2 separate regions of the Homo sapiens genome follow, and region 2 is linked to region 1. Evidence: read pairs that join two places in POLR2A ChIA-PET (ENCODE). Cell type or tissue: GM12878. All regions are shown on one strand.

Region 1 (2,500 bases):
TTTGGCCTCAGCTGCTTTCACACAGTCCTCAACCAAATACTGCAGACCAAGATCACCTGGATGTGCTGAAACGCTATTGTAATTATGGCTCCTTGTGGCTCAGTCTCTCCAAAGAATGAACTAAAACTTAACTCTCAACCTAGATTTCACCCTGACAGTCTGAGGCTTTCCTCTCTTCCACGTTTCTTTCCATCTGTTTCCTGGTTCTTCATCGCCCCTTGTCTGTGGGCTCACTGGCAGGAATGGGGCCGGCAGAAGCACAGGCATTCTCATGGTGCTGAGACCTTCGGTGGAAGCACCTCAAGCCACTTAACTTCCTCTAAGATATTCAAATTCCTAGCTTTCAACTACTCTGAAACCTTTCATTGTTAGGGCACAACTGATGTGCTTTCAGGCTTTAAAAAACCCTAGTTCCACTTGCTCTCCAACAAAGGTTGTGACTGAGGTCTCCTTCAGGGTCACTGACTGGTGAGATTCTAGATGTTTGGTTGTTTAGTCCCCGTTCTGGGACACTGACTCTGTCTATGGAAGCTCTTTGTTGCTGTTGTTGCAAACAATGATGTTAGGTGAGGAATTTAAAGCCCCATTTTAACAGGAAGACATCTGGCTGGGGGCAGTGGCTCAGCCTATAATCCAACACTTTGAGGCCGAGGCGGGCGGATCATCTGAAGTTGGGAGTTCTAGACCAGCCTGACCAACATGGAGAAACCCCATCTCTACTAAAAATACAAAATTAGCCAGGTGTAGTGGTGCATGCCTGTAATCTCAGCTACTTGGGAGGCTGAGGAAGGAGAATCGCTTTAACCCGAGAGGCGGAGGTTGCGGTGAGCTGAGATAATGCCATTGCACTCCAGCCTGGGCAACAAGAGCAAAACTCCGTCTCAAAAGCAAAACAAAACAAAACACAGTAAGACATCTGCCCTCACAGGTAGGAGGAAAAATATGGTCAGCCCTGAGCCCCAGCTCTGCCCTCCTTGTTTGCATATGTACACACACACACATACACACACACACACACACACACACACACAATCTCTCTCTCTCTCGGACACACAGCTGGCTTGACACTCCACAGGCAGCCAGGGCCACAGGGCAGACACCCCCATCATGGAGCCTGACCCCCTAAGAGGCAGTCGGGGGGGCATCCCGGAGATTATTCTGGAAGCATCAGAAGCTCATGCACTTCTTGAGGGCACAGCACGCTCTCCTTGGTGACATGAGCCTCATCATCTTCCTCCTTTCCTAGGTGAGGAGGCCAGTACCTCACAGAGGTGATCTTAACGATCCATGCCATGGAGTAGAAAGAGCTCTGGGATCTTCTGAATTTAGGTTTGAATTCACTGACAAGCTGTGTGATCTTAAGCAAGTTGCACAATTCCTTTGAACCTCTGTCTCCTCATCTCTAGCAGGGGCAGAATAAAAGGATCTGCCAATTGTTATAGGGTTCAAAATAACTGGCCAGGCGCAGTGGCCATGCCTGTAATCCCAGCACTTTAGGAGGCTGAGGTGGGTCAATCACCTGTCAGGAGTTCAAGACAAGCCTGGCCAACATGGTGAAACCGTCTCTACTAAAATTACAAAAATTAGCCAGGTGTGGTGGTGCGTGCCTGTAGTCCCAGCTACTCAGGAAGCTGAGACTGGAAAATCACTTGAACCCGGGAGGCAGAGGCTGCAGTGAGCTGAGATCGTACCACTGCACTCCAGCCTGCACAACAGAGTGAGACTCTGTCTCAAAAAACAATAATAATAATAATATACAGATAGTTCTTGGCACCTGGTATGTACTAAATACCCAGTAGCTCTTATGATTCTAGCCAGGCGGTGTCTGCTCATTCTGCCTCCCCTGGGGATCAGGTTAGGGAAGTCAAGCCCTTCTCACCCTCGCTTCTCAAAGTGGGTCCCAAAACAAGGAGCATGACCTGCAAGTGTGTTAGGAAGGCAGGCCCACCGCACCACGCTCTGCATTTTAACCTGATCGCAGGGGCATTCCTTTGCTAGTTGAGTGTGAGAAGCATGGCATCTTATGTGGTCCAGGCTAGTCCTCAGCCCAGATGAGGCCCCACATTCTTGCACTCCAATGTGAGCACAGCCGCCTCCTCTTTAGCGGGTCCCGCTCCTGACTCCAGCCACACACGAACAGCTGGTGTGTGCTGTGGCTTATGGTAAGCCACACATCATCCCATTTAATCCTCAGGTGATTCTGGGAAGCAAGGACTGGTCTACTCATTTTTCAAATGAGAAATCTGGCCGGGTGTGGTGGCGCATGCTTATAATCCCAGCACTTTGGGATGCTGAGGTAGGAGGATTGCTTGAGCTCAGGAGTTTGAGACCAGCCTGGCCAACATGGTGAGACCTCTGTCTCTTAAAAAAAATTTAAATAAATAAATAAATAAAACGAGAGATCTAAGTCTCTAAGATGAAGGAACATTTCCAAAGGTTGCCCAGCTACTCTGTCACAGAGTCAGGATTTAAACCCATTTGAATTTGGGCCATTTGAATC
Region 2 (2,500 bases), 170 kb after region 1:
TCTTGAACTCATGGCCTCGAGTGATCCACCCCACTTAGGCCTCCTAACATGCTGGTGTTACAGGTGTGAGCCACTGTGTCCAGCCCGAAAATGTCAGTTTCGTGCCATGATTAATAGCTAACTACATTTTGGGAATGTAATAAAATTTCATTCTATAATGAAGTCTTTGTAAAACTCATTAGTTGTGGTATGAGGCTTGTCGGCAATATAAGTGAACGTGGTTTATTTTTATTAACTGTATCAGAACTTTAGAATGTTGGTCTCCTGAAACCATTGCCTTGAGAGGCTTTATTGAACAGTGTTGCCAATGATCAGTTTTTTTTTAAATTTCCTTTTTTTTGAGACTGAGTCTTACCCTGTTGGCCAGGTTGGAGTATAGTGGTATGGTCATGGCTCACTGCAGCCTCAACATCCTGGGCTCAAGCAGTCCTCCTACCTCAGTCTCCCGAGTAGCTGGAACTACAGGTGTATGCCACCATGCCTGGCTTTTGTATATTTTGTAGAGACAGGGTTTAGCCATGTTGCCCAGGCTGGTCTCAAACTCTTAAATTCAAATGATCCACCCACCTAGTTTTCCCAAAGTGCTTTAATTACATGTGTGAGGCACCGTGGCTGGCCAGGTCAAATATTTTTCATTGACGTTTTTCATATTGCTTTTTAAAGTCATGTTAAAATATTCTTAATAATTTTTCTAAGTGGAATTAATCTTGATTATAATTTTAGTTTTTTATAAAGGGCGGGTTTTGAAACAAGTACTGCATTTTTCTTTTCGGGTTTATAAACATTTGCTGTGGACTTTGTGCAGTTAACTATTTTCATTCCTGAAACACATTTCGAAATCAGGAATTGAAGACTAAATGTCTTTTCACTGAAGCTTGAGCAGATTTTAGAAAGGGGAGTTCTTTTTTTTTTTTTTTTTTTTGGTAGAAATGGGGGTCTTGTTATGTTGCCCAGGCTGGCCTCCAACTTCTGGGCTTAAACTGTCCTCCTGCTTTAGCCTCTGGTCTGGAGAGTTCTTTATGGCCTCTTTGAGAACTTTTACTTTACACATGATTCTATCTAGCTTTCTTTTCTGATGTACATATTGGCAGCAAGTAGAAAAGCAATGTTTTCAGAGGCAGATATATTAACAGCAATGAGAAATAACAGTAGCGTGATAGAAAGTTGAAAGACTTAGCTGGGTGCGGTGGCTCACGCTTGTAATCCCAGCACTTTGGGAGGCCAAGGAGGGTGGATCACTTGAGGTCAGGAGTTCGAGACCAGTCTGGCCAACATGGTGAAACCCTGTCTCTACTGAAAAACAGAAAAAGGGCCGGGCGTGGTGGCTCACCCCTGTAATCCCAGCACTTTGGGAGGTTGAGGAGGGCGGATTACAAGGTCAAGAGATTGAGACCATTCTGGCCAACAGGGTGAAACCCCATCTCTACTAAAAATACAAAAAAATTAAATGGGCGTGGTGATGTGTGCCTGTAGTCCCAGCTACTCGGGAGGCTGAGGCAGGAGAATTGCTTGAACCCGGGAGGCAGAGGTTGCAGTGAGCCGAGATCGGGCCACTGCACTGACGACAGAGGGAGACTCCGTCTAAAAAAAAAAAAAAAAAAAAAAAACCAGACTTGGGGCTGGGCGGGCGCCTGTAATCCCAGCTACTTGGGAGGCTGAGGCAGGAGAATCGCTTGAACCCGGGAGGTGAAGGTTGCAGTGAGCTCAGATTGTGCCACTGTGCCCCAGCCTGGGCCACAGAGCAGAGTGAGACTCTGTCTCAAAAAAAAAAAAAAAGTTTGGAAGACTGGTGGCTGGGCATGGTGGCTCACACCTGTAATCCCAACACTTTGGGAGGCTGAAGCAGGCAGATTACCTGAGCCCAGGAGTTCAAGTCCAGCCTGGGCAACACAGGGAAACCCCATCTCAACAAAAAATATTAATACAAAAAATTTAGCCAGTCATGGTCGTGCACTTCTGTAGTCTCAGCTACTTGGGAGGCTGAGGCAGGTGGTTCACTTAAGTCTGGATGTCGAGGTGAGCCATGATTGCACCACTGCACTCCAGCCTGGGCGTTAAAATGAGACCTTATCTCAAAAAAACAAAGCAAAGAGCCTGGGAACTACTAAAATGGGAACTACTAAAAAACAGACACAAGAGCTCAACAAGTATACCATTCTGGGAGGTTTTTTTTTTTTTTTTTTTTTTTTTTTTTGAGATGGAGTTTTGCTCTTGTCACCCAGGCTGGAGTGCAATGGCGCCATCTCTGCTCACTGTAGTTCCGCCTCCCAGGTTCAAGCAGTTCTCCTGCCTGACTCCTGAGTAGCTGGGAGTACAGATATTGGTCACACACCGGGTTAATTTTTGTATTTTTAGTAGAGACGGGGTTTCCCCATTTTGGCCAGGCTGGTCTCGAACTCCTGACCTCAGGTGATCCGCCTGCTTCAGCCTCCCAAAGTGCCGGGACCACAGGCGTGAGCCACCGCACCTGGCTTTTTTTTTTTGACATAGAATCTTGTTC

What was found. Peaks named below come from ENCODE experiments on the same cell type or tissue, not always from the same donor. Only the 100,000 strongest peaks of a DNase experiment are listed, where the experiment ranks them.
Region 2: POLR2A ChIA-PET joins it to region 1 with 6 read pairs; 4 of 35 experiments call an interaction of 5 or more read pairs at or near these places.

What each region holds. Positions count from the first base shown.
Region 1 is chr12:111,759,823-111,762,322 of GRCh38, reverse strand. No RefSeq gene overlaps it. Among named protein-coding and RNA genes, the nearest start is that of ALDH2, 5.9 kb to the left of the region's middle. RefSeq lists an enhancer at 124-659. In GM12878, no CTCF peak of the experiment used is centred here; DNase peaks (open chromatin) are centred at 393 and 955; H3K4me3 peaks cover 530 bases; H3K27ac peaks cover 832 bases.
Region 2 is chr12:111,585,496-111,587,995 of GRCh38, reverse strand. The region is part of intron 1 of ATXN2 (ataxin 2); the gene reads left to right. Among named protein-coding and RNA genes, the nearest start is that of ATXN2, 13 kb to the left of the region's middle. In GM12878, no CTCF peak of the experiment used is centred here; no DNase peak of the experiment used is centred here.